Regions from separate parts of the Mus musculus genome. Here region 2 is linked to region 1. A link is a loop called in an ENCODE intact Hi-C map of the cell type or tissue named here. Cell type or tissue: gastrocnemius. All regions are shown on one strand. Each heading gives the region's core, and the rest is flanking DNA. Links, peaks and the distances in the headings are about the cores only. Region 1 overlaps Gm31954 (a long non-coding RNA gene). Region 2 overlaps Usp43 (ubiquitin specific peptidase 43).

Region 1 (4,394 bases), core at 95-4,094:
CTAAGCTTAGTGGGGAAGACAAATATTTAATAAACAACAGCATATGTGTCTGTGTGACCGCTATGCAGATAAGCAATACAAGTTAAGAGATGAGGCTGGAGAGATAGCTCAACAGTAGAAGGCACTTGATACTCATGTACAGGACTGGGATTCTGTTCCCAGCACCCACATGGTGACTCACAACCTCCTATACCTCCAGTTTCAGGGGACTGAATGGCCTCTTCTGGCCTCTGTGACCACCAGGCACACAAATGGTATGCATACATACACAGGGGGCACTCATACATACATAGAAGATAAAAGTAAATATAAACCTTAAAAAAAAGATGTACAGAGACTCTAGGGGCTGAGACTCTGGGCACAACTGGAGAATAGATACTTATGTTGAAACTTGAGGTTGGGGAAGGTATTAGTCAGGTAGGAGAGTAGAGGTTTTCCTTGGCAGGGACAGGGCAGGTAAAGGCTATGACCCTGGGGCAGCCTGGGGTGGTCAAGAAGCCAGTGTAGCAGTTAGCACATATTGATCACTGGCTATGTGTCCAGCCTGTTCTAAGAGCTAGAGTAGTACAGTGCTTCTAATGTCTCATTTCAGAAATGAGAAAACTGAGTCAAAAGGGGATCAAGTCACCCTGAAGTCACAATGCTACAAAGCATCAGAGTCACCATTTGGATACAGGGCATCTGACTTCAGGCCTAGATGCTCAGCCCTCTGGCAGAGCTCCTCCACAAAGATAGGAAGTCACCAGTGTCAATGGTAACACCATGTTAGGTGAATGTAAAAAGACAAAGTCACTCTCCCGCCATACCTGTAGAGCCTGGAAGGACAGCAGTGGGCTCAAAAAGGTGTTTTCTTTGTCAGCTGTGATGGATGCGGTTGTTGTGCCCGTGATGGGACCAGGGCTTGATGCATACTGGGTAAATAGCCTTCCACTGAGCTACGTCCTGAGCCAGAGAACAGTCTCTTTAAGAAAGAGAAAGAGGCTAACTTCTCAGAGTCATGAGAGAGGAAGCACGAGGGCAAGAATGGTGTCAGCATTGTCTCATTGTCTTAAACCGTGCTGACAGTTGTCAGCGGCGGGCAGCTCCTCATTGGTACTTCCTGTAGGCTGGGCCGTCTTTGGAGTGCACTGTGTTCTTTGAGTCATGTCAATATAACAACTTCATAAGGTCAGGGCTGCCCCTCTCTCCACTTCAGACATAGAGGTTCCACGACTTGCTGATGTTGCATTAAGGAGGTGGCAAGGCTGGGTTTCTTAACAGAGCTTGTCTAGGCTCTGCTTTTGTGGAGGCTGCTGAAACACAGCCCCATGGCTCTCACCTGATAGGGAAGCGCTGCCCCCCCCCCCAGGCTTAGGGGTGTGGTTATGGCCACCCTATCACACTGCCTCTCAAGTGCTTTCAAAGCTGCACGTAGGAGGGGAAATGGCGATGGAGGAACTGACCTGGGCTCACTCTGCATTTGGGGATGAAGAGCACTACTGCTGTGCTCAGCCCCAGGTGGGAATTATTCCCAGCCCCCCTTTGAGAGGACTCTACATAGAGTTCAGCCGCTCTGACTGTCACATCCACACATTCAAGGTGGAAGCGACTCGCCCACCATTGACCCTGGTGACATGTTCCCAAACATAGTGGAAAGAACTTTCCAGAAGGCTAGTGGCCCTCCTCAGATTTCATCAGAGGTCACCCTCTGAGACTTGGCTGTCCATCAAACCATCAAAGATGTGGGACACAGCTTCGGCTCAGAACCAGAATCTTGTGTGTTCTTTTGTTTTCTGGTTAGCCCAGCGGGCTGAAAGTCAGACCTGTTAGTACAGCAAAGTTGAATCTTCCACTCTTAAGAGCACAGTGTGCATGGACAAGCCTGGAGGTAGGTGGAAGGGAAGAGATGGCCTGGGAAGGCCTGGAGGTTGGGTTAAGGGAAGAGATGGTGGCCTGGAGCTGTGACAGCTGAGGTCAGTCAGACACTCCTCTTTCTACAACACTAGCACCCTCTAGTGGGGGCTGTCTCTATTTACACTGCAGGTTTCTGTGCCTTACTTAGGTGATATTTTCACTCAGCTCCAATTGAAATGTTTTGTTTGGTTTTTTTCAAGGCAGGGTTTTTCTGTGTAGATCTGGCTGTCCGGGACATTGCTCTGTAGATCAGGCTAGTCTTGAACTCAGAGATGTGCCTGCCTCTGCCTCCCGAGTGCACAACTAGATCTGGCCTCTCCAACTGAAATTTAACACGTCCTTGAATGATTATTATGGTAATTATTATTCATTAGACAAAAACACTACTTGTGATTTTTTTGCCCCCCCCCCCAGTAAGTCAGCATATTTTAAAGAAATATCGTATAACATTGGTTGGAAACAACAGGAAGTGTCATGTATATCTGTTACTACTGGCTACCAGAGATGTCATTCCAGCATGTAATTAAATACGTTAATAAAGAAGTGTACTGTGTGTGATGGCTGTAATCCCAGTACTCGGTTTCCCGAGCTTGAGGCCAGTTGAGGAATTCAGGCCAGCGAAGATCAGGGAGAGTGAAAGTTGGAGCTCACCACCACTCCTTGCCTTAGTCTGAAGTTCTGTTGTCTGTGGTTCTCCACATCCTGCTGGCTATGAGCAGGACAGTGGTGGGACTCCTCCCAGTGCTAATGAAGGTTGACATCAGGACTATCGGGGCTCCTCACTGATCACCTAGTTAGCACGGGGGAGGCTGGGGGTGGCTGAGTCTACTCTACAAAGGTGAAAGGCTTCCAGCTTTAGGATGAGCCAAGGTCTCTGCAAGTCCTGAAAGCCAGGCCACACCCTGCTGACCAATTCTCTTTCCAACCCCTGCCCTCAGTTGAGGCTCACCAGGAGTCTTGAGCCATCATGCTTTTTTTTAACTGACACATTTAACTTTCTAATTCATGACGTATCTTACATATCCTAAACGGTTAAGTAGCTGTTGTACCTATGTTCTCCACATTTGAAGTCACTTCACAATAGTGTCTTCTTTGTCCCCTTTCGTTTTCCAAAGCGGGGTTTCTCTGTGTAATAGAACCCTGGCTGTCCTGAGCTTGCTTAAGTGGACCAGGCTGGCCTTGAACTCACAGGGATCCTGCCTCTGCCTCTCAAATATTGGAATTAAAGATGTGTGCCACTAAAGCCTGCCATGGGGGCCATTCTTACTCAAACCACCACACTATCTGAGGGACTCCTTCCAAACACAATGCAATAAGCAGTGGAAGCTTCTGTTGCAACAACTCAAAACAACTGGTTAAGTCACAATAATTAGTGTGTGTGTGTGTGTGTGTGTGTGTGTGTGTGTGTGTGTGTATACATGTGTTGCTAGGGATTAAACCCTGTGCGTATACTAGGCAAATGCTCTATGCCTGAGCTACGTGCCCAGCAAGGTCTCACAGCAGAGGTGTTCCTAGTCTGCCCCACATCCCTCATTCTTGAATGGACGGAGGTGATGATCACCCCTTATGTTAAATGTCTCTGAGAAGAGGACAAACCCTCACTAAGGGAAAACAAATTGACTTCCATCTCCAAGGCTCTTGGATGCACTATCTGGGATACAATAAGAAAATATGGCACGTGTAGGGAGAGGAACGCATCACCAACAGTGAAGAAAAAGGGGCAGACAGCAGTGGGAGCCTTGCAGTGATCCAAAGTTTGGAATAAATAGATAAGAACTTTAAAATGGAGGTAGTAGGTATGTTGAATGGGACAACAAGGAAAGGCAAATGGGTAAGATTCCAGTGGAGAACTTGATGTTAACAATAATCAAGCAGGCATCTTAGAACAAAAATTATATTTGGAGATAAGAACTCATATTGTTGACAGCGTAAAGCAGGACTGGCGGGACCCAAGCGAGGCTTCTGTGCGCACAAACCAAAAGGAGATTCTCTTACACAAGTCAGTGAGTTCACCATGCATGAAATTCTCGAAGGATTAATACAAGTATTACTTTTAATGATTTATTTATTTTATGTATATGAGTATATCATTGCTTTCTTCAGACACACCGGAAGAGGGCATCAGACCCCATAGCAGATGGTTGTAAAGACAAACCCTCACACACACATCCATAGCACCATGTGGTTGCTGGGAATTGAACTCAGGACCTCTGGAAGAGCAGTCACTGCTCTTAATCACTGTGCCATCTCTCCAGCCTAATACAAGTATTATATTTTAAAAATAAGTTAGTTCAGTAGAGCTTCAGGATAGAAAGGCAATATTCAGATAGGTATGTTACACACACACACCTAGAACACTTAATCCCAGCACGCTAGAGGCAGAGGCGGAGGCGGAGGCGGAGGCGGAGGCGGAGGCGGAGGCGGAGGCGGAGGCAGAGGCAGGTGATCTCTGTAAATTCAAACTTAACTTGGTCTACAGAACAAGTTCCAGATTAGCCAGG
Region 2 (4,394 bases), core at 92-4,091, 510 kb before region 1:
GAAGGCAAGCAGAGCACCAGCACCATCCATCTCTCTCTGCTCCCTGACTGTAGGCGGACCTGGGACCAGCTGCCTCAGTCCTGCCCATCCCCCAGCAATGGCAGGCTACAGTGTAGCCCTCAAAGCCAAAATGAACCCTTCTGCCCTTCTTCCCTTGCCTTTTGCCATGAAATTTGGTCACAGCAACTAGGAAACTCATGTGGCCTCTCATCTTGCCATGGTGTTTGTCACTGTATCACTTTTATCCCACCACACGTCACAGGGGTCTAATTCTTCACAAGGACTCCTTAGGAAGCAAAGTGAAGCCGAATGTGGCAGCTCACACATGTAACCCCAGCACTCAGGAGGCTGAGGGACAGAATTACCAGGGGTGTGAGACTAGCCTGGGCTTCACAGTCAGTTCCACAGCAGTCTAAACTACAGAGTGAGAAGGTCCCGTCTCAAAAATTAAGTAATTAACAACTACATATATGAAACAAAGACAGGTTGTTTGGGTATGTGCCTTCTAAGCCACAGAATGAGATGCTGTCTAAATAAATAAAAAATAAAAAATCAATCAATCAATCAATCAATCAAAGACAGGTCTGATGGTACATGCTGAGCCCAAGGCAGGAAGGTCATGTGGTCAAAGCCAGCTTGGGCTACAAAGGAGGCAGGCTTAAGCCAGCAGAACAGTTTCCCACCTTCTCCATCTCCTCTCCTATCACAAACCTTCAATATCTGCATCTCACTAAGCATCCCTCCGGTACCCCGCCGATATTCTCAGGAGTGGAAAAGCATAAAGCCACATGTGTTCCCATCCCAGCTTAGCCACCTCCTTGCTGTGTGACCTTGGACAATTCACTAACCCCTCTGAACCTTTTTCCTCACTTCCAAGATGAAGATCTCTGTAATATCTTCTTTATAAGAGTGGTCAAGATTAACTCACGAGATAAACTGAGCGCTGTGCCACATGCCTATATCTCAACACTGGGAAGGCTGAGGCAGAAGGATGGATAGAAATTTAAGGACACCCTGGAATATATATATAGGGGTACCAGGCCAGCCAGAATCATATAGTGAGACCTTATGTCAGAAGGGAGGGAGGGGAGACAGAGGGAGAAAACCATCAAGGGACAGGGCCCACACTTAGTAAACATGACTGGTTAGCTGCTGTTGGATCACAATTACCATCACCTTCTGAACTGCAAAGTGTCTCTTTGCGGTCACCCTGAGTAATAATGCAGAAGTCAAGGCCGGGTCACCACAGACACCGAGGGACAACTAATCAAATAGAAGCCAGTGAGTCATGCTGGAGTCATCTGGGAACCACACATTAGCCTGGGCAGCTGGCCCAGTCAGCATTCTGTCATCCAATGGCCAGGCCCCAGCCGTTCCAGCACACCTCCTCTGCAGGGACACCTCCTTCCTCTGCAACCATCTTCCTCAAGGCCGCCACTGTGCTGAGGATTGGCACGGCCAAGCCAACACGCAGAAACCGCTGGCTCTTTGAGGGGAACACCAAAGTGACACTCAAGAATCTGGAAAACAGAAAGGGAGCCAAAATTCTTAAAGGACTGAAGGGAATGGTCACCAATGCCATGGTCCATGGCTGGCAGGCTCAGTCCTTAGACACAGTTTGCTAATTAGGTCCCTGCACGTTAGGTGCCCAGCCACTAGGTGGCAGGAGAGAGTCAAATCTCCCAAACTGCTTTTCCATGGGGTTGAACATAAGAGAATTTTGAGTAGAAATTATACTATATAGATCTCCATCCGGTCCCTCTGATCCTAAGACTGTTAACAGTTAAACAGCTAAAACAAATGAATAAAATAAAATAAAATAAAACAAACAAACAAAGAAAACTCTGCATTTTGTAAATCAAAACAGCCAAGTGGCTTATTTTAGAAGAAATCAACCCTACTGGTCACTTTCCCATCAATGAAAATTTCCCTTCCAGTCTCTGCTTTCACTTCCCCTCACAGACCCCGGAGCCCACTCCTGAGGGACAGTGACTGCTGTGCTGTAGTAAGTAGCCAAGTCACAAGCTGGGATTAGAACCTGGGAAGTCTGCCCCAGAGTCACTGCTTTAACCACTGTGCTTCGTACGGAGACTCCTCAGTCACAGCCCACATTTTGATTCTATCAACGGTGGTATAACCCATGCTACTGTATAAGACCACTGTCATGCTTATGACACAGACAGCACAGCAGTTCTCAGCAGATGGAGGTGTGACTGTCATGTGTGGCTTTGTGAAGAAGTCCTGTGTTCTGCTAGATCCTAAGCATGCAGATGTGGCTAGGAAGGGGAGGAGTCAGGACTGAACAAGGTGGGAACACAATGAAGAAACACCTCCACCTCCAGGCCCACACTGGCTCCTACAGTCACCTTCCACAACACAGGCCAGGCCAGTTGTGTTGATGGCAAGGTGGGATTCTGGGAAAGAGACTGCACTGCCAGGCCTTGCTTTCAGACACTGCAACCCACTGCTCTCTCACCCCAATACCAATTTTTTTTCCTCACCTGTACCAAACAAGCCTTTTTTTCTTTCTCTTTCTTTCCTCCTTCATGAAATAATCTCCCTAGAATCAAGTGTGGTAGCTCATGCCTACAGACACAGCACTTGGGAGGCTAAGGCAGAGGGATCGGCTATAGAATGAGACTTTGTCCATAAATAAATAATAAATAGGAAAGACAGAAAAGAAAAAATTTTCCATACCTTTATGAGGAAGGGACAAGACTGTGAGATATGGCAGGGAAGAGCATGTGGCAACAGAAGCCCTTGTCTGATTGAAGTGGGGGCTGTGCTAGCTCCTGAGCAGGCCAGAGATCTAAGTCAGGACACTGCGTGGACTCAGCACAGACACACAAAAGCATCCTGTTCATCAGCTGGAGACTGCACACCCCTTTCTCTTTAATTGCCTATTACCTGAGTGGCACCTGACTGTACAACCAGTCTTAGAGACAGCTAAGTGAAAATGGCAGCTCCAGGAAGAGAAGGTTCTCAGGAAAGAGGAAAGAGGGACCAAGTACAGTGGGCATGTCGAAGCACTTGGGACACTCACGTACCTCGTCTGGCGCAAGGGGATGGGAAGGGACACACACAGGAAAGGGTCGAAGGTGTTGCTTTGTTTTAGGCAGTGTGGACAAGTCAAGGAAGACCTGTGAAGGCAAGAGCAGAGATGAACCGTCATCACACTTAGGTAGCTTGGTAGCCCTCAAACATCGCCACAGAATTACTACAGCACTTCCTTTCCAGCAGTTCCATGCAGAACTGAAAGCAGGTGTTCAATGATCACTTACGTGTGAATGCTGCTGCAGTCCTGCACAAGCCTCAGAGCCGGAACCAACCAGAGTACCCAGCAATAGATAAGGGGGTAGACAAAATGTGGTACATCCACACTGTGGAATACAACTCAGCCATAAAAAACAAAACAAAAAAAAACAAAAACAAAAACAAAAAAACAAAAACAAAAATACATAGTCCCCGGAAATATGTCAAGTACCAAGAAATGCCCAGATCTATAGTATCACTCTATTTATTTATTGTTTTGTTTTGTTTTGTTTTGTTTTTTCGAGACAGGGTTTCTCTGTGTAGCCCTGGCTGTCCTGGAACTCACTCTGTAGACCAGGCTGGCCTCGAACTCAGAAATCTGCTTGCCTCTGCCTACTAAGTACTGGGATTCAAGGCATGTGCCACCACTGCCCGGCTGTATCATTCTATTTATATGAGCTATCTAGAATAGGAAATGCCAAAGAGATGCACTTCAAATCGGTGGTTTCTAGAAGCTGGGGGCAAAGTAAGTGGAATGTGACTATTCCCTGGGTACCAGATTTCCCTGAGCCCCCAAAACACATGAATCGCTTTTTTGAGATGGCTATTTTATTTATTCATTTGTTTGCTTAATTGATAGGGAGAGTGGAAGGGTACCACAGTATGTATATCGAGTCAGAACAGTCTCTGGGAGTCGGTCTTTTCCTTCCACCATGTGGATTCTGGCATAGAACTTAGGTTATCAGGTTTGGCAACAAGTGCCTTTACCCTCTGAGCCATCTCACTAGCCTAGTCCACAGATGGATTTTTAAAGGTGCAGACTTCCAGGTTTTCCTGACATACATTACATATCAATGACATAGGGGAGGGACTCTGGCATCTTAAGTATAAAAACTTTCCAAGAGTCAGATGTGGTATTTCATAACTGTAATTCTAGCACTCAAGAGGCTAAGGTAGAAGGGTGGAAAGTTCCAGGCCATTATTGTAGGCTATATAGCAAGATACTATTTCAAAGATAACAACAGTAACAACAACAACAACAACATAGCAAGAAGGTGAACCTATATATAGATTCACCTGAGGTGTCTGCTCTTTGCCAGATCCTGGTGATACAAGTTACCTAATGGTTACAATAGGGATAC

What was found. A loop is a pair of places that touch in the nucleus more often than their neighbours do. Peaks named below come from ENCODE experiments on the same cell type or tissue, not always from the same donor. Only the 100,000 strongest peaks of a DNase experiment are listed, where the experiment ranks them.
Region 2: a loop joins it to region 1, with 2.6 times the contacts of the local background. A loop is called at or near these places in 7 of 42 quality-filtered maps.

What each region holds. Positions count from the first base shown.
Region 1 is chr11:68,406,375-68,410,768 of GRCm38, forward strand. Gm31954 (a long non-coding RNA gene) reads left to right here. Exons shown (of 4, transcript XR_879961.3): 4 at 1-200. Among named protein-coding and RNA genes, the nearest start is that of Gm31954, 9.2 kb to the left of the region's middle. In gastrocnemius, for the core only: a CTCF peak has its summit at 1,996 (motif pointing left); a DNase peak (open chromatin) is centred at 1,978.
Region 2 is chr11:67,895,837-67,900,230 of GRCm38, forward strand. Usp43 (ubiquitin specific peptidase 43) reads right to left here. Exons shown (of 15, transcript NM_173754.4): 4 at 3,048-3,140; 5 at 1,385-1,520. Among named protein-coding and RNA genes, the nearest start is that of Usp43, 24 kb to the right of the region's middle. In gastrocnemius, for the core only: a CTCF peak has its summit at 1,655 (motif pointing right); DNase peaks (open chromatin) are centred at 1,366 and 1,639; H3K4me3 peaks cover 243 bases; H3K27ac peaks cover 1,002 bases.